Linked DNA regions of Mus musculus: region 2 is linked to region 1. The links are chromatin loops, found by intact Hi-C in ENCODE. Cell type or tissue: left cerebral cortex. All regions are shown on one strand. Links, peaks and the distances in the headings refer to the core of each region. The heading gives the core; the rest is flanking DNA.

The links. Hi-C counts contacts between places; a loop is a spot of excess contacts. Peaks named below come from ENCODE experiments on the same cell type or tissue, not always from the same donor. Only the 100,000 strongest peaks of a DNase experiment are listed, where the experiment ranks them.
Region 2: a loop joins it to region 1, with 2.4 times the contacts of the local background. A loop is called at or near these places in 1 of 42 quality-filtered maps.

What each region holds. Positions count from the first base shown.
Region 1 is chr8:110,163,636-110,173,474 of GRCm38, forward strand. Calb2 (calbindin 2) reads right to left here and starts at 4,577. Exons shown (of 11, transcript NM_007586.2): 1 at 4,409-4,577. The coding sequence starts at 4,502. In left cerebral cortex, for the core only: a CTCF peak has its summit at 4,643 (motif pointing right); DNase peaks (open chromatin) are centred at 4,618 and 8,753.
Region 2 is chr8:110,614,793-110,624,631 of GRCm38, forward strand. Vac14 (Vac14 homolog (S. cerevisiae)) reads left to right here and starts at 3,775. Exons shown (of 19, transcript NM_146216.3): 1 at 3,775-4,201. The coding sequence starts at 4,098. In left cerebral cortex, for the core only: a CTCF peak has its summit at 5,326; DNase peaks (open chromatin) are centred at 3,771, 4,731 and 5,908; H3K4me3 peaks cover 2,048 bases; H3K27ac peaks cover 1,062 bases.

The DNA.
Region 1 (9,839 bases), core at 1,283-9,282:
TGGTATGTGTGTGTGTGTTTGTGGTATATGGTATATAGGTGTGGTATGTGGTATATTGTGGTGTGTGTGCTGTATATGTGTGTGTGATGTGTGATATGGGGTGTATATGTATGGTGTGTGGTGTAGTGTGGTATGTGTGTGGGGCACGCGCATGTATGCCTGTGTATGTGTGTGATGTGTGGTATGAGGTATATATGTATGGTGTGTGGTGTGGTGTGGTGTGGTGTGGTGTGGTGTGGTGTGTGGTGTGTGCAGTATGTGTTTATGTGTATGGTGTGTGTGTATATGTGGTATGTGTGGAGTGTGGTGTATGGGTGGTGTGTGTGCATGTGGTGTGGTGTGCACACCTGTACATATGTGTGTGTTGCTAAGTATGGAACTCAGGGCCTCACCCACGACCCCTCTTCCCTCTCCTAGAAACAGAACTAGCGATGCACAGGACTCTGGGAAGGCCTGGACCCCTGGTTCTGGCTCCCTGGTGCTATGGCGTTTGCAGGACACCCAGTTAGAACCACTGGGGTTAGGGAGAGAAGATCCTGGCAGAGCCCCCCTCGATATGGAATGGCCCGTTTTTATTATTAACTTTCAAAGTCCTCGGCGTATGGGGTGGGGGATCCGAGCTCCACACAGATAAGGAACAAGGTCTAGTCCTTCTAAAAGGCTTTGAGAAGCTCACCCACCAAGGCTATTGGAAAGCAGACAAGGCCCAGAAGACTCTGACAGCCCCCTGTGGGTTACCTGTAGCTAGGTGTACATTCTTCCTGAGAAAGAAAGCGTCCATACAACTATTTTCCTTCTTACATAGTAAACTCAGCTCACCTTGTGCCTTGCTTAAGTGGCATCGACTCCATCTCACTTTGATGGCTCTGTGCTGTCCTACAATGGAGCTGACTAGAATCCACTTTTTGTTGTTTTTGTTGTTGTTTACTTTCAAGTAACTCCTTTCGTAGGCTCTCTTGCTTGTGCACCTTTCTACGTATTTAGGACAAGAGCCCGGATCAAATGCTACCTCTCTTGGCCCATGAATGTCTGCTTGCTCCTCTTTCTCGTCTGCATTCTGATTGCTTCTGGAAGGCTGACAGAAAACACCTCTATTTCTTTGCTGAGCCACAACGTGGCTCCTCACAGATTATCAGTGGACTAGGAGCCTGAGTAATGTCTGTCAGAACCACACAGAGATGGTATGTAAACTCTGACTTGGGCATCCATATCTCAGCCACCTGAATCTCTCTCTCTCTCTCTCTCTTTCCCTCTTCTCCTCCCTTACCCTTTCTCTCCCTCCCTCCCTCCCTCCCTCCATTCATCCATCTGTCTGTCTGTCTGTCTGTCTGTCTGTCCCTCTCCGTCTCCCTCTTTCTCACTGTGTTGTTGATGACTGAACCTAAACCCTGCTACTCAGAAGATAAACATTTAGATAAACAGAGCTTCATCTCCAGCCCTCTTCTTCCTTTTTATTTTGAGATAAGATTCTCACCAAGTTGCCCAGGCTGGCCTGAAACTCATTCTTCTGTGATGCAGGCAGTGCTTGGATCTGCAGTCCTCTTCCCAAGCTGTCGGGCATAGGCCTGTGCTACCAGGCCTGACAGCCACTTGGATCTTATAGAGTCAAAGAACTGCTGACAAAGTGACCAGGAAGCAACAGCGTGATGGCTTCAGATACTGTGTCACCCTGAGCATGGAGGTGACATGTAGAAAATCCTCAGAGCCTACTAAGGCATAGGGAGGTTTGGCTGCCGCCTCACTGGGTCCTGATATTGCATCAGAGAGACTGATGGCTCCCACTGTCCACTCTTGGTGACCTATGAGGAAGAGTTGAGTGGTCTAGGAGGCTAGGAGCGATCCCTGGCCCTTTCCTGCTCAGCTTCTGACTTTTCAAATACCTGCTCTCCATCCCCACTGCTAGTGACCTCTTTGAGTACAGTCTTTTCGAATGGAAGGACTAGGTAGCACCTCTTCTTTCTGACTTGAAAGGGGCTGAGTAAGGGTCACCACACCCAGCCCCAGCTCTCCTCTCACTGGACCAAGATCTTTTCTAAAGTCTCCTTTGTTTACAAGAGTCCAGGAGCGAGGTGGCTCCTCTCCCTGGTGCCTATGATTAACTGGGCTCCAGTGAGCTTCCTCCAGGGACTCTGGGAGCTGTGGAGAGTCTCCCAGAGGTTTTTAAGGTAGTGGAGTAACAAACCTACAACAGATCCCTACGTTGCAAACAGAAGCCAGGACAAGAGAAAAAAAAGAGAGAGAGGCTCAGACAGAGCCAGAGTAGGGCAGGTGATGAGGGGCTGGGCTCATCTGCAGCCTTGGGGTGTTCAAGAGGCCAAGGTGAGGGCCAGCCACCAAGGTACCGAGAAAGGCAGTCCCAGGCTTATTTCTAGATCCCTCAGTGGAATCCCAGTTTCTCCATCTATGCCCTTTCGTTTCATATCGATTTCAGTTCTGGGCCCACTTTGGGACTTCCTTGAGGGTGTGTATGCAGGGGTCCCTTTCTGGGATAAAAAGGAATTACCCCCCACCTCCAAAGCAGGGCTGAGGATCTTTTGTGGGCTAGTCCTAGAAAAAAAAACCCTCTTTCTATCCTAGTAGGAGTCCACTTGAATGGACGCTAGCCCCAGCTGGGAGCCACCACCACCACCCAAGTCCTGCATCATCTTCAACTGCACAAGGGGACTCTGCCAGGAAGCATCTCAGGGTGGGACCAAAAGGGTGCAATTGTTTGTTTTTCTTTTAGAAAACTCGGTATCTCAGAACAGACTAAATATAAGGTTTTCATAATGACTGAAAGGATCACTGATGGCCCCCAGGGAAAAGTAGACGTGGAGTCGGCTGTTTCTAGCTGACTCATGTAGCAGGAGGCCAGTGGTATAACCCTGACAGCTTGGTAACTTTCCTTGCCTCGCGCCAAGTCTCTGGTGCAGATACACTGGCCAAAGCATGTCCCGTGTGCAACGCAGTGATGAGAGGCCGTGAGGCTGCTGTCAGAGCCCCTTCCATCAGGGAGCTGGGCACCAGAAGCAGGGAAGTGGAAAGGCAGCCTCTCCTTGGCCCCATTTTTCAGACTGAGAAACTGAGGCACCACCTTCAGTATCAGTAGTTCTCGGGCAGATCACCATCCCCCCCACCCACCCCCACCCCCCAGTATCCAGATACCTAGTCCTCAACCCCTCCAGCTTTCTCAGTTGCCTCCAAGGAAACTTCACCCACTGGCATCCTCAGACACTAACCCTTTCCTTGCCAAGGCAGACACTGGGAGCAGAGGACCTCTGTGCACCCACTTTCATACCTTACCAAGGGGATTCGGAGAGGAAGGAGAGAATGTAGGGAGTTGCTAACCGATAAGACTATTCCCTGCCCCCTCCCTCTCAGTCCCGGGATAAACAGGGCCACTGAGCCACCACCCTGCCAACAGGTCTGAGATGCCAGTGCATTCTGGGTGTTCATCTTAGCCAGGCGTTGGAGGGTGAATTGAATTTTTTTTTTCCTTTTCTTTTCTTGAGTGATAGAAAAGTCTCGGGCAATATCAGAAGCTGGGGGGTGGGAACAGAGGAGAGGTGAGGGACGGGGTGGTGTGTGTGCTCTTTTATATTTGAGTCAGATAAGACTGTAGACACTTAGAATCCCAGGTCTGGAAGCCACCTCCAAAACCATTCACCTGGACCTCACTTTTTGGGTTGGTCATTGTCAAGACCATGTAGTGGAGTGTTGGTCACTGGAGTGTGACACCACTCCCCTCCACCCCCATCTACAGACTCACAGGGTACCCAGGAATCTATATTACCAGGTAGCAGGCTGGGGGCTAATACCAGGACCCTCCCACCACATCCGCTGCTGCTGTAGTTGGGAAACCCACATACTGGTAGGGTTTTAAAAAAAAATAGATAAAGAAAGCCTTGGTTTGTTTAAAAAAAAAAAAAAGCCCCCAATGCATCCTCTACTCCTGCTCCTGGCCAACCAGGCTAGGGGAGCCGCCCCCTCCCCCCAGGTTCCCTTCAGGACGCTCAGCTTTCTCGAGCCTCTGAAACTGGTGATGGGGGTAAGAAGCAAGAAGGGAGAGTGAGGTTTGGAGACCTGTGGCTACGGGACTGGAAGCAGGGCGTTAGCTTGAAGGAAAAGGTGAGGAAGGAGGCAGGGGAATGTGTCATGGGAGCCTTTTTTTGCCTAGGCCTCCTCTCTGGGAACGCTCAGACTTGCTCAGAACCTGGGCCCTGGCCACCCTGCATTGGGAAAACTTACTGACAGTTGCCACCAGGGCAGCCGGGCATTTCCCCGAACTCAAGACCCCAGCAGGCTCTGCCACAGAACAAACCACTTGGGGGCGAAGCATACCTACCCGCATTGAGCCATGCCCCTGACCCCTTTGCCAAGCTCAGGTCCCCGAGGGTCAAGGGGCCCAGAAGTTGGGAGCTTTACTGACCGTCAGCATCAAAGTGCTTCCAGATTTCCAGGAACTGGGATGCAGTCAGCTCGGCCAGGTGCAGGTAAGGGGGCTGCTGCTGCGGGCCAGCCATGGCGAGCCGCTCCGGAGATCTTAAGCCTCTCTCTCAGCGCGCTGTCACTCGGTGCCGCTTGGCTCTGGTTCTCGCGCTGGGGCTGCGCGCCACGCTGCCTTTATATGCAGCCCGGAGCTGCGCCGCGTCGGGCCGCCGGAAGGGGGCGCGCACACTCAGGGAATCGCGCAGGGCGCGGCGCTGCACGGGCGGGGGCTCTTCTCTGCCAGGGTTCCTGGGGACCGGGAGAGAGTGTTCAATGAGACTTCTGGGTGCCCTCCGGGGACACCGCAGGTATTTAGCTGGAAATGGGGAGAGGCAGCTCCTGCCTTCCCTTCCCTCTGTCCATCTTGAGCACACCCAGTTTCTAGTCGCAGCAATAGCATTATTAACAAGTAGCAAAGCTAAGATTTGAGCCCAGAACTCTTCCTGTCCTGTGACTCCCTCGAGGGGTACCAGGATTGCAGGAAAGCAGGGTTCTCAAGGTTTTACCGTAGGTGGACAACTGGAATCGACAAGGTGCAATGAGGATTCAGATGGGAATGGAGGAACTACTCCACTGTTCAGTAACCCACTTCCCTCCGGTATCTGTCACATCCTGCAGACTTTTAGACCTTTATCCAGGTAGTAGCAGACTGGAGCCTCCCGTAGTCCCGTAGGTAGATGGCGGTAAACTCTGACCCAAAGATGTGCTGAACTTCTGTTAAAGAAAACAGACAGCAAGCACAGCACACCGTGGGGTCTCCTCAATCAGAGAGCCAGCCTCCGTCCCATATCCTCCCTACTCTAAAGGTCTGCAGTGTGTGCTTGCTTCTTGGACACCTTACCTTCAGAGCAACAGCAAGCACCCTGCCCCTAAAAAGAAGGACAGAGACTTGAATTGCTGCTCATTAACATGTGCTAATGAGTGTTAGCTGAGCTGCCTTCGAAGGGAGAGCAAAAGAGAAGGAGGTGAGAATCTAAAGCAGGTCGCTAGGGGAGAGGAGAACCCGGGGTGGGGTGGGGGGGAGGGGGGGGAGCGGAGAAGAGCAGGCTGTTTCCTGGGGTCAGGTTGAGGTAGCTCGGAGCTAACCTCAAAGGGCAACATGGAGCCCAAGTTTCAAAACTGCTGGTGTGTTGCCCAGGCACACAGTTTGAGGTTGTTTACAAGAACAGACTGGGAAAGACGCAGCAAAATAGGCTAACTGTTGGGGCTTCTGTAACCCAGCATTCCTTGCTGCCAGGGCTGAGAAATTACTAAGCTAGAGTCCCCCAGCCTGAGTCTTGCCTTCGAGAAGGCAAGAAGGCTCAGTCCTAAAGAACAGTTGCAATAGAATCAAACTCCTCGGGTCTAGTTCCTAAACAAACAACAACAAAACCTCCACAACGTTGTTTGGCTTACACAGCCTGTCTGTGCCTTGGCTTTCCGAGTCTGTAAAATGGGTGTGTGGGTATTGACATCTTGGATTGTTCTGGGGATTACATGAGTCTGTGTTCCTGTCCTTTATGCTTGTGCTCTCTGGTGAGCTTGGAAAGGATTCCTTGATCAGAGGGAGCACTGGTCAGCTTTCCATCGCCATGGTAAAATACCAGAGGAGGTCGAGTTCAAGGAGTAAAAATGTTTATTAGAGGTTTCAGTCTGTGGGCAAATTTGGTTCATTGTTCAAGGGAGCTGTCATAGGCAGAATGTCATGGTGGGGGCCTGTGGGGGGGAGAAGGCTCCTTATCTTGTGGCCAGGAAGTGAAAAAGAGGGAGGGAGTTGAAAGGAGAGGAGGAAGACAAGAGAACAAGACACAGCCTCCATGGACATTCGAATGACTTGTTACCTCCCAGTTAGTCCTATCTCCTTCAGTGTATTCAGTTATGGACCTGTCAATGGATTGATCCAGAGAGGAAGTCAAAGCCCTAACCATCCATCCACTTTCCCTTCCCCAAATCCCACCTCTGAACACCCGGCCCACTAGAAGCCAAGCCTTTAACACGGAAGCCTTTGGAGTCTGTTCCAGATTCAAACTCTTAGCTTTCTGCAACCCCCACCCCACCCCGAAGTTGCTACTGCTTCCTAGAAGGGCGAATGCCAGGGTGAGGTCCAGGGGCAGATGAGATAGGTGATGTTTCCAGAATACCAGCTTTTAAACTCCTAGGCACCCAAGGGACTAGCCTCAGACCTCCTGGCTCTAGCATCTGCCCTCGGGGTTCCTTGGAGTTGCCTCTGGCTCCCTCCCAGCCTGGGTATGCAGGCAGAAGCTGTTTGCTGGGTCTGTAAACATCCAAGGCAGTGCCCGAGTCTTCCTTCCCAGGGCTGCTGAAGCCAGGGGAAGATGGCTCCGGGTATGACTACAAAGGACTGACCACTGTGGACCCCAAATGATGCATCGGGACAGTCTCCATTGTTCACTTTGGAGGCACCAAGAGAGTCTGTTTCTGGGGGCCATTTTTGCTTGTCTCGGTCGTGTGCCCTCATGGGGGACCAAAGGGTTTAAACAAGCTCCTTTATACTCAAATTCAGTCCTGCAAAAGTCACTTAGGTATTAGAAGTCCCTGCCTTGGAGTGAGATATCGGTGAGTTTAAAGCCAAATAACTAATTGGAAGGCTTTGGGTAGGAGGTTTAACTTCCTTGAACCTTAGCAAAAATAAAGATGTTGGTAATAATAAAATAGTCTCTTTTTATTCTAATTATTATTATTAATTATACAATCATATAATAATTGTATAATTAATAGTCAATTATTATAATTATATAATGAATGTTATTATTATTTTACTTATTCACTTTACATACTTTTCACTGCCCCCTCCTAGTCACCCCCTCCCACAATTCTTCCCCCATTCACTGTCCCCTTCTCATCTGAGCAGGTGGGGGCCCCCTGGGTACCCCCTCACCTTGTCACATGAAGTCTCTGTGAGGCTAGGCTCATCCTCTCCCACTGAGGCCAGACAAAGCAGCCCAGCTTAAAAAAAAAATCCCGTATGTAGGCAATGGCTTTTGGGGTAGTCTCTCCCGCAAGAGTTGTTTTGGGGTAGTTGTTCAGAACCCACATGAAGACCAAGCTGCACATCTGCTACATATGTGCAGGGAGGCCTAGGTCCAGCCTGTGTGTGTTCTTTGGTTGGTGGTTCAGTCTCTGAGAACTCCAGTAGTCTCACAAAGGACCACAAATGATGTAGTCAAGGGTCCTGTGTGTGGTCAGGGCTAAATGAAAGAGTAGATGCTGGTACCAACATGAGCAATAGGAACTTTTCCCGACATTCTGAGAGACTGGCCCTAGCCCACACCTGGCAACATGGGAGCCAGATTCCTCTTGTCTGCTTAGCTTGCCCAACCTCCAGCTGAGGCCACTGACCGTGAAAGTCTCACATGGTTTCAAATGTCTGAGGTTTCGTTGCTCTTCCAGGACTTCTGTCTGAGTCTTATGACAGCTGTGATGATGATGGTGATGATGATGGTGGTGGTGATGGTGGTGATGGTGGTGGTGGTAGTGATGGTGGTGGTGGTGGTGGTGGTGGTTGGTGGTGATGGTGGCGGTGGCTGTGGCTGTGACTGTGGTGGTGGTAGATGCTGGTGTCTGTATGTGCCTTCACCAGTGGTTGTAACGTTTGTTGGCCCTCACAGCTACCCTCTTAGGCGTTCTATATAAGATTTAGACTTTTCTTCAAGATAAAGAAACCAAGGCTGGGAGGAAACAATACCCAAGTAGGGCCTAGCAGAGTCGGGTGCTGAGGTCACTTTGTCTCCTTTGGGAACCAAGATCTTTGAATGTCAGAGGCCATGTTCCTAGGCAATATCTAGAAAATACTCCCTAGGCCCCCAGCTACCAGTGCTCTGTATAGTGTCTCCCAGTGTCTCCCAGTTGACCAGTGACTAGATCCTTTCTTTTCCAAAAGAACCAGATTGGGTGTGGCTTTTTGTACCACCATCCCCAGTCCTCTGACTGTCCCCTCTGAGGGCTGTTGCTGACACAAGGGGGTACAGTGAACAGATTTTCCCCCATGACGCCTTTCTCCCAGGTACTCAGGAAGTAAAGAATCCAAATCTGAGATGCCAGAGATGGGCCGGCAAACACCTCGCAGCCCATGGTGGGCAGCACTGACTGGCAGTGTCCCTCCGAGCACCTGGTGTTATTTTGGAACACTTCAAAGGACACTGGGAGCACATCCTAGGGCCTCCCTCGACCTGCAAATGCCTTTTCCAGATATTGCTTCTTTGGTCTTTATAATGGTCAGGCCTGGCTACCAGGGTGCCAGCGAGCTGGCCTGGCTTCCCAGAAAGGAGGATGAAAGGGATGCAGGAGCCCAGCAGTTTCCATGGAAACGGCTCGAGGTGGTGGTGAGAATAGAGTCCAGAGGAACCCAGAGATGGGAACAGGACTTTTGAGTAACCCAGTCTTAAGCTTGGAATCTTTGGGGAAAAAAACAAAAACAAAAACAAAACAAAACAAAACAAACAAACAAAAAACAAAACCATCTCCCTGTGCACAAGGGACCTCGGTCAGAGCATAGTGACACATGTCAGAAGAGCAGGGATGGGAGGAGGTCGGTGATTGTTAAGTGACCTCCTGTTACAAAATGCAGACACACAGGGGTCAGGGGCTCAGGGTCCTGAATCACACTCCTGTCTTGACTCCTGGATGCCAACAGCACTGTCAGGTGCCAGCCGTGCGACCCCAGGTGAGGTGGCCACACTCTCAGCCCTGGTAAAGCCTTGGAAGGTGTTAGGAGTTTTAGGGGAGGTAACATGTAGGATGAACCTTGCATGACCTGGGCATGATAAGCAGATGCTATTGCAAGTAGGAAAACTGAGGCAAGCAACAGAGAGTCTCATCTAAAGGGCACAGTTATCCCCACCAGTCCAGGTCACCGCTTTGGTGAAGATATCAAGTCCCAAAGTGGACAGAGCTGCAGGGACTGCATCTTGATTTGCTGGTTGGCAGGAAACTGGGAAGTCTGGAATTGCAGCAGCCATCTTGATTATCCAAGGGAAGACGCTAGAGTGGCCGTGAGTGGGAGGGAGGGAGGGAGAGAGAGAGAGAGAGAGAGAGAGAGAGAGAGAGAGAGAGAGAGAGAGAGAAGACACTGAGGATCAAACCATTCTTACAAAAGGCAGGATAGAGGGACTGAAAGAAATGGGGCCCCAGGTGCCATCACTCGAGCTGCTAGATCAAGCTGAGCCTGAAGCATTGTAGGACTTAGTTACACTAGTCAATACACATAGCCATGAAGACTTCTCATGGCAGCTTGCTTCCTGCCTCCTCCTTCCCTCCCTCCCTCCCTCCCTCCCTCCCTCCCTCCCTCCCTCCCTCCCTCCCTCCCTCCTTCTTTTCTCTCTTCCCCTTCCTTCCTTCCTTCCTCCCTCCCTCCCTCCCTCCCTCCCTCCCTT
Region 2 (9,839 bases), core at 1,840-9,839, 450 kb after region 1:
CAGAGATTCCATCTAGACCTGCACCTGCACCTGCCCCTGCCTCTGCCCCTGCCCCTGACTCCCCCCCCCCCCCGCACCTGCCCCCATACCCGCACCTGCCCTCAGCAAATTTGGGGCTGCTATCTGTAACCCAGCCCTCCTGGTTACCAGAGCATAAACTTGCACTCTGACTCCCACATGGTGGGCTGGTAGCCACTGTCAGCATTGTGGGGCATCCACCAGAGAAGACTACTCGGACATCAGTTTAAGCCAAGTCTTCATTAGCTGGTCAGTGACTACACTGGGTGTTTGGGATCCCAGTGTAGCCCTGAGCCTTTCTCAGAATGAGCTTTTAAGTACAAAACCGACATCCTAGGTTGACATTCTTCAGTTAGCAAGAACAGTTAGGCAGAAGCAGAACTACAGAAGCCAAAAACAAGGTTAGTACATTTGGAGACTTTTCCAGAACTATGGATTTTGATGGATTAGGCCTTTGTTTTTATTTTGGCAGGTGGTGCTGTGTGAAAGCTGAGTTTTATGGCCTAAGTGGTACTTCCACCGTGGTATCAATTGTGACAAGGTCTAGGGGTCTGTTACAGTTAGTACCTGCAACTTTAGGAGATAATATCACTTTTTTTTTTGCTTTTTATTGATTTTTTTTTGTTAGTTTCACACCATGTACCCCAGTCTTACCCATCTCCCTGTTCCCTCATATCTGCCCTTCACCCTTGCACAAGATGAAAAACATACATCCCCCAAAAAAGCATAGAAAACATCTCATTGTGGAAACTGTACCATGCCACAGTGTGTCCCATAGTATATGCCTCTGTCCATACATCTTTATTTGCAAATGTTCACTATAATGAGTCTGGTTCAAGATCTCTGGCTTCTGTGACACCATCAATAATGGATCCTCATCAGGACTCCTCCCAGTCACCCCGTCGTTGCCCTGTGTCATGGAGTTCCTGTAGCTTTAGGACAGCAGGACTGGCCCTTTCATGCAGTCCAACCATTGGCAGATGATAAAGATTTTTGGGTGGGGCATCTCAGAGCCCTGGATCTGAGCCCTGTGGTAGCAGAGCTGGCCAGCCCACCAGCTCTCCCTTATCTGCACCAACAGGGCAAACTCCAGCACTGCTCTGGCCAGGCCAACCAATGCCACCATCAGCAGGAGACACGGTCAGCTCTCCTGCTGTCATGCCCTCAGGGCGGGGTCACCTACATGCATGCCTCCAGAACCAGCTCCATTGTGCCCAGTCAAGACACAGGGTCCTTGTGCTGCAGCTCGTGAGGAGCTGGGCTGGCTCTTCCACTCTCTCACCCTTGGGGCTGACTCACCCATGTCTTCAACATCAGGACCAGCTCCACTGTTTTGCCCAGGTACAGTGCAGGGCCCACTCTCACAAGTACTACAACTGGCAAGGGACAGGGCCATCTCACCTGCTCTACTACCACAGGTGATTGAGGAGTTGGGGGGCATCACCCCCACACCCATGCCATGGCAGAGTGATAGGGCCATCTCTCCTGAATTTGCACCCTCGGGCTGGCTTACCCACATCCCTTGACCAGGGCTAGCCCTACTATGCTGCCAAGGTGAGGCAGGGGGTGAAGTACGCTGCAGCTGGCCAGGGATAGGGCCAGGTCACCTGCTCTCATGACCCCAGATGGGCCAGCTCTTCCAGTTGCCAAGGGTGGCAAAGAGGCAAGGTCGGGGGAAGGTATCACGCTCCCTGAGCCACCTCACAGAGGACTGAAACAACTTTGGACACCAAACCAGGATCAAACCAGGATGAATAAGGAACTGCCATCTGTTTTGCCCCCCTGACTAAAAACAACACCAACAAGGTATCTTTCTGCCCATTGCCAAGGGGATGATAATACCACTTTTAAATGGCTAATATTTTAATATGTCTTAAGAAACATTTTAATCTTTCACTTCAGGGCACAAGCAAGGATGAGGTGAAAGTTTAAGATTTCTTTTAAAAGGAAATAGATTCGAGGGACCAGAGAGTTGGTTTAACCTGTAGGGTGTTAGCCACACATGCCCAAAGACCTGTCTTGAAATTCCTTGTACCCACTTAAACACCTGGTCAGGCGGAGCTTGTGGTCTCTAACTGTAGCACTGGGAGGTGAGGGAGGTGGAAACGGGCCAGTTAGGGCTCCCTGGTCAGCCCCCCAGCCAAATCCATGAGTTTCAGGTTCAGTGAAAGATCTCATTACAGAAAAGGTCGGGACTGGGCGTGTAGCTCAGTTAGGTGACTAGCATGCACAAAGCCTCCCACTCTGTCCTCAGCACCACATAAACCCAGTGTGGTAGCCCACGCCTGTCATCCCAGCAATAAGGAAGGTGGAGGCCTGAGGAACCTAACCTTTCAGTTATTATCTTATTAAGGTTTTTACTACTGTGATAAAAACACCAAAACCAAAAGTAACTTGGGGGAGGAAATGGTTCATTTCGCCATATAGCTTATATCGCTGAAGGAATTCAAAGTAAGAACATAGAGGCAGGAGCTGATGCAGAGGCCATGGAGGAATGCTACTTACCGGCTTTCTCCTTAAAGCTTGCTCAGCCTACTTTCTTATAGAATCCAGCAACCTCTGCCTAGTGTGGACCCACCCATGGTGGGCAGGACCCTCTCACATCAATCACTAATTAGGAAAATGCCTTACAGGCTCGCCTACAGCCCAATCTTAATGGAGGCATTTTCTCAATTGAGGCTTCCTCCTCTCAGATGATTCTAGCTTGTATCAAGTTGACATAAAAATTAGCCAGGACTTTTTTTTTTTAATCACTATGCATAGAGTCCAGCCTAGGACACATAAGACCTTGTCTCAATAAGGGTGGAAAAATAAGAGCAAAAGAGGACACCTTGCCCGGCATGGGGGCTCACGCCTTTAATCCCAGCACTTGGGAGGCAGAGACAGGAGGATTTCTGAGTTCAAGGCCAGCCTGGTCTTCCAGGACAGCCGGGGCTACACAGAGAAACCCTGTCTCGAAAAAACAAACAGACAGACAGACAAACAAAAAAAAAAAAAAAAAGAGGACACCTGACCTCGGATCTCCATACATATGTACACACACATCTGAGTAGCACATGTGTATTAAATACAATCTGAGGGTTTGACTCAGTTGGTAGACTTGACCAGACCCGGGGTTCCACGCCCAGCACCACATAAGATCAACTGTAGTGACGCTTGCCTGTAATCCCTGCACTCAGCAGATAAAGGCATGAGAATCGAGATTTCAAGGCTATCCTCAGCTATAGAGAGAGTTTGAGACCCTGTCTCTAAAATAATAATTGGATTAGAGGGGTGGCTCAGCAGACAAAGGCATCTGCCGCCAAACCTGGCGGACTGGAGCTCAATCCTGGGACCCCCACATGGTGAGTGGGTGGGGAGATCCGACTCCCTCCCAAGTTGCCCTATGGCCTCCAAAGGCGCTCGTTGGTGCATGCACACACGCAGAAATAAAATGTAAAATCAGACAGATGGTTAAGATATGGTGAAAATGGTGGAAACGTTGGCATACGCGAAAGTGACTGTTAAGTGACCAAAGAATTAATGCATAAATTAAATTTGAGTTAGGCTCCCTCTATAAACTGTTTCCAGAAGCCCCCCGCTCTGCGCAAAGCTCTGGCAGTGAGCCTGAAACGGCTCCCACCACCTGCTCTTCACTCTCAGCAAAAACCCGCACCGAAGCCAGCAGCAGGTGAAGAGTGGGGTGGATCCCTGACAAGTGTGGCCAATCCGCTGCAGCAAGCACGAGAGGGCGTGGCCTGGGGGGGCGGAACCTTCGGTCGGCGGAAGGCGGAAGTGCTCGCGGCGTCACGTGACCTGAGTAACATGGCCGCGGCCCAGTGAGCGTTGCCGGTTCCTGGCGGGAGCTGGTCGCGTGAGCCGTGGGGCGGACCGGGTCGCGCGTGGGAGAGCAGGGTCGGAGCAGGGGGACCCGAGGCGGCGCGTGGCGGCGGGACGAGGCAGGCGGGCCCTGGGCGGCATAGCCCATGAGCAGGCTCCGGTGTCCGCGCGGAGCCGCACACTCCCCCGGCCCTGGCACGGCCCAGGCAACCTCGGGCTAAGGTGTCTGGAGGCTCCCAGGCGCAGCGCGAGCTGCCACCATGAACCCAGAGAAGGATTTTGCGCCGCTCACTCCCAACATCGTAAGGGCCCTGAATGATAAACTCTACGAAAAGCGGAAGGTTGCAGCGCTGGAGATCGAGAAGTAAGAGCTCCTGGGACCCCGCCCTGGCTTTGCAGCGCCTAGCGGTTCTGCTTGCCCGCGGCGAGGGTTCGGTATTGACCTCTCCGGTTTCAGCTCTTAGCACATTGCTTTAGAGCGGGAAATCCAAGAGCCCTATCTTTGCTAGTCTTAACCTCCTGGTGCTCCCAGATAGCAGTGAAAATGAATTGACTTAAGGTATGTGCAGAACCTAGCGCAGTACCTGACACATTCAGTGTGGCCTCAGTCAAAAGCCAGCTAGATCGGAGAGTGGCCTCTCTGAGGAGGTGGAGAATTTGCTTATGGTGTCCCGCCTTCTCTTTGCAGCTTCTGAAGTGGCCAAGTGTAGAAATAGGTCAAAGCACGTGATCCAATGCTCAGAAGATTGTCAGGCCACCCTCCCTTGCAAGTGAAAATGGGAAGATTTGCCCTTCCCCGCTTCTGCAATAGTATACGTGTGTGTAATAGTGCACTGGTGTTTCCAGGTGTTCGAAATAGGGAATGTTTAATTCGGTAATGTTTTGCTGAGTATGTGAGAGAGCACGTGTTTTTCCCCCAGCCAAATCTTAGTAACAGTCAGTTGAGTAGGTGGTTTCAGAAGAGTAGAAAGCAGCAGCCTGTAAAACTAGAAAAACATTAGGAGTTAAGACATCCAACTTGGTAACAGCGGACCATATGTGTCTATGTAAATTTAAGTTAACCAGAGTAGTGACACAGGCTTGAGATTTGGCACTTGGAAGGCTCGGGCAGAAATACTGTACTCGTTTGAGATTAGCATTGGTCACGGGGCTAGATCCAGTCTCAACAACAACAACAAAGTAATGAATCAGTACAAATTGTAAATTCAGCACGTCAGTTTCACTACCCATAATCTGGGTGTTCAGGAGCCAACCACTACAGCTGCACAGTGCAGACTAGAGAACATTTCAGTCATTGTACAATGGTCACATGGCCAGCCCTAAGCTATGGAGTGGTGCTCACTCATTGACTAGGATAGACTCTTTACTCAAAGTTTTTTAACCTCGGTGCTGTTGATATTTGGGAAGCACAATACTTGGTTGTGATGGGCAGTTCTGTAGCTTGTGTGATTTTTTTTTTTTTTTTTAGTAGTACCTCTGCCCTTTACCCACTAGATGCCAGTAGTACTCCATCAGTTGTGACAACCCAAATTGTCATCAGACTTTGCCAAATGTCCCTTAAAGAATCAAAATCACACTAGTTGAGAACAATTGCTTTGCCCTAGACTAATGGCTTTGGGCTTAGGTAAGAAGACCCTTCCATTTGTTTGCAGTACTCACGCTAGCGGTTTCTTTCCTCAGCCGCCGCCTTTTTTTCCCCTCTTTTCTGTTTACTGCCTTGCATTGCAGTGCTTAGCACAGTTCTGTTGTCATGCCGAATAGTGTGACCCAAAGATAGTGTCTAGGTATGATTGTGTGTCCGTGAGTTCTGTTGGTTTTGTGAAGTTGCAGTGTATATTAGGTTTTCATTGCTGTATCAAACACTCGAGATTTAAATGGACAGGGTAGTATGTGGTCAGTTGGACCTGTAGCTTTTGGGCATGATGAAGCCCTTCAAGGGCACACACCAAAAGGAGCTCTCAATAAGCCTAACTCTCAAACTCTGTCAACTCCGAATGAACCAGACAGAGGGCTACCTACACCGTGCATACACGGGCCTTTGAGAAACGGTTAAGATTCAGACAGTGGCACACTGACACCAGTTTTTTGCCACCCACTCAGCGTCACAGAAGTATCTGCTTTTATCCTGGCTTGAGTCATCTGTTAGGTCCTTGAACAGAGGTGTTCACAGCATAGCTGCTTCCGGTCAGTCTGTGGAAGACTTCTCTGCAGGTGGTCGTGTAGGGGCTTAGTTGTTAACCCAGTTTGTTTTGTATTAGACATTGCCCTTGATTTGTAAAATTCAGAGAAAATTCCTAGGGTGGTAAGGGACTATGGCCTCCTTAAGAGAAAAAACATTTGATTTATCCTCTTCTCTTAACACAGTGAGTGCCTAGTGGCATTTGACACTTGTACACAGGAACAATAGTTTTGCAGTTTTGATAGGAGAGTAACATTGTAGCCTAAGGAACTTGCTTCTCAAAAGTGGCCTGCAGACAGCTACTGAAGAGAGACGCTGGCTTCATCCTTGTGTGAGTTAGAATTGGCCCTCGAACAAGATTCCTGCATGACTGTTGTACATGTTAAAGCTTGGCAAGTGCTAACTTCAAAGACCTTCTGTTCTGTGCATAGAATATTCGATATTTGCATATATTCTTCATCAGACTAACCCTTGGTCAAGTAGCCTATTAATCGGTCCCCACAGATACCCCATCAAAGAAAAGTTAGAGCATTGACTGTTGCGTGTGGCGTGTGACAGCTCGTGTGCTGCAAAAGTGAACATGCTTGCCCTGTTCTTAGTTGAGCGAACCCCTCCAAGACGCCTGTTCTTAGTTAAGAGGCCACATGGAGTGTTGGTGTTGAGCACTAAAGCCTGGGAGCTGGGATTCCAGCTCCTCCTAGTCGCTAGTGAGGTGCGCCTGAGCAAGCTAATTAACCCCAGTGTCCTCATCCACAGACTAACAACAGTATTCACTGGGGCCTGGTGTGCGTTTTATTCCGGGAGCTAATGCAGACGTGGCTAATGCAGCCCTAGACACATCGCAACTGTTATGTAATGTGCAAACAGCTGTTACATAATTATTTTTAAATATTTATAATTGTTTTATATCAGTACTTCTCTTGACACTCTTTGGTTATCAGAATAATGGCCTCCTAAAGATATCTTAATCCCTGGAACCTGTGAATGTTTGAATTTAAGATAGCAGGTATGAGCTTGAGGAGATGGCTCAGTGGGAATATTAGTTATTTTTCTGTTGCTACAGTAAAAGCCCATAAGCCACAATCAACTTATGGAGGAAAAGAGTTGTCTTAGTTTATGGTTTCAGAGAGCAAGCCCATATTGGCAGTGGATGCACAGCAGCCCTCAGCTTAGAAGAAGCCGAGAGCTCATTTCTGTCCACTCACTTATATAAAGCAGAAGAGCAAACTGCAAGTGGGGGGAGACTGTGTCTTCCTCCAGTGACATGCTTCCGCCAGCAACACTCCATCCCCTAAAGGTTCCAGAGCTTCCTCCCAAACAGTGCCACCAGTTGGCAACCAAATGTTTTCGGTATGCAAGCTTATGGGAGATGTTTCGCATTCAAATATCCTCGCTACACCAGCATGAGAACCTGAATTTGGATCCCCAGGCTCATATGTAAAACCTGGGCTTGGCAGCCTGCACCTAGAAATCCAAGTGCCTGGACTTAAGTCAGTCATTGTAACTAAACAGTGAAGTGCAGGTTCAGTGAGAAACCCTGTCTCAAAAAGTAAAGTTCTACTTACCTTTCCTGTGGAGGAGACAGGTGTTGGCTTCTGGCCTGCACATGCACTCATGTACACAAGTACAGCTGCGCAGGCTCCTACTCTACATCACAGAGACAAAGAAGGGAGAAGCATAGCAGGTACAAAGTTGCTAATCGGGTGATTTTATTTATTTTTATTTTTTTTAAAGTTCATATTATTTATTTAGAATTTAATTGCATCATGCTGTGGACTTATATAGAAAAAAAATGATGAAACTGATAGACCAATCGTTTCCAAAGAGTTTTCTTTTAAAAAAATTATGCTCATTAAGTAGAACTTAGGCATTCAATTCTTGTAATCTATAAAATCTAATTTCCCAGGTGACCTGTTTTTATATCGGGTGATTTTAAAATGGGAGATTAGCCTAGATTACCCAGGTGGACCTGGTGTAGCCCTAAGCATCCTTTAGTGTGAAAGAGGGAAGCAAGGAGAGTATCAGAGTCTCCAGCAGCCATCATTACATTAGCCTTGAAGTTGTAAGGAGCAGCTAGTAAGAGAATGTGGGCATCATCTGTAAGCTGGCAAGGTTTTCCTGCTCTCCAGGAAAACCAACCTTTCTAATGCAGTTCCTCATGTTGTAGCAACCCCAACCATAAAATTGTTTCATTGCTACTTCATAACAGTAAGTTTGACTGTTATGAATCATAATGTAAGTGTCTGATGTGCAGGTTATCTGATATGCAACCCCCAAAGGCCTGTCCACTCACACTGCTGTACAGCTTCCAAATTACAGCAACTTGCTCACACCCTGATTAGTTCAGTAAGGCCCATAAGTTGTGTCCTAAGCCTCTAAGTTTGTGGCCATTTGTAACAGGAGCCAGTAGAAAACTGGTACAACTCTGGGAGAGACTAGTGATAAACTCTGAGTGGTACAATGTTTGTCTAGAACTCCAGACCACTCTGTTGTTCTAGATCTGCTGCCTGTCTGAGGCCTTGAGCTCTGTGGAAGCAGGAACTCAGCTTCATACCATGCTGTCTCTTAGTAAGAGGCTGAAGGCCTGGCTGACAGTAGCTTGTCTCTGGCTTTCCCAAACCAAGCAGGAAGCCCTCAGCCTCATAGACAGCTGAGCCTAGTCGTCAGAGTGAGATATGATTAGGAGCCCATTTAAGTACACCTCCAGTGAATAAGATTCAAATCTCAGAGGCAGAACAGGAGTGTGCTTTGTGGTTTTCAAGGAGGCTGGTGTCTCAGGCTTCCTTAGTTCTGGCTGGAACTCCCCATTGGGTGGAGAAAAGCTGAGGGATATTAAGTGTATTGTGAGCTTTTCTCAACCCCTGTTACGTGCAGTCTGCCCCTGCTGCTCTAACAAAATACCACAAGCTAGTGGCTTCAGTAATATCCATTTATTGCTCACAGTTCTAGGGGCCTGCCTGGCCTTTTCATAGGTATTTGCAGGGAGGTGGGGGGTGGGGGAAGGGTGTGGCTAGCGCCTCATCATGTGAGTATGGAGCCTAAAGGGTACTCAGTCACTATGATCATGAGTATGTAAAGTTCCATCTGCCCCATCCCCTGGGGTAGAAGTGGGATGCAGAGGGATGGAGAGAAGCATCCCTGTGGTTAGCCATTGTTTACCCACCCTGCCTCTCACTGCCCTATGAAGCAGATGATGCTAACCCATTTCACAGAAGAGGAAGTGGAGACCTCTTAAATCATCTTTCCAAGATTTACAGCTGGGTGTATCTGTCCTAAAGGGCATCCCCACTAGCTGGGTATGTTAACCCTATCTCCAGACAAGAAACCCCACTCCTGTTAGTGGGTTCCCCGACCCAAAGTGGGGGGAAATGTGTGTATAATGAATTTCATCCTTGGACATCTCTGTAGTGATATTAGTTGCTGCTTTCAGTTCTACAAAGCCATCTTCTCATACGACAGCCAGTACTGCATTTGGTATTCCTGTGGGAAGTAAGATGTCTTATAGTTATTGCAGGTCCTCAGATGCTAAATGTCCAAGGAAAGGCATGTGTGGTTCCACTCTGCTAGCATGGTGTGACCACCTCTAATAGTACACGTGGAGTGCCCGCTGGGCACTAGACCTGAAGAACTTTCTGCCACTGCCTCTGTCAGCATGGTGCCACAATTTCACAAAGGCGAAGGCACTCAAGATTTTTCCTTGATTGGTGGTTTAGTCCCTCAGAGCTCTGGGGTGTCTGGTTGGTTAATATTGCTGTTCTTCCTATGGGGTTGTAAACCCCTTCAGCCCCTTCAGTCCTTTCTCTAAGTCCTCCATTGGGGATCC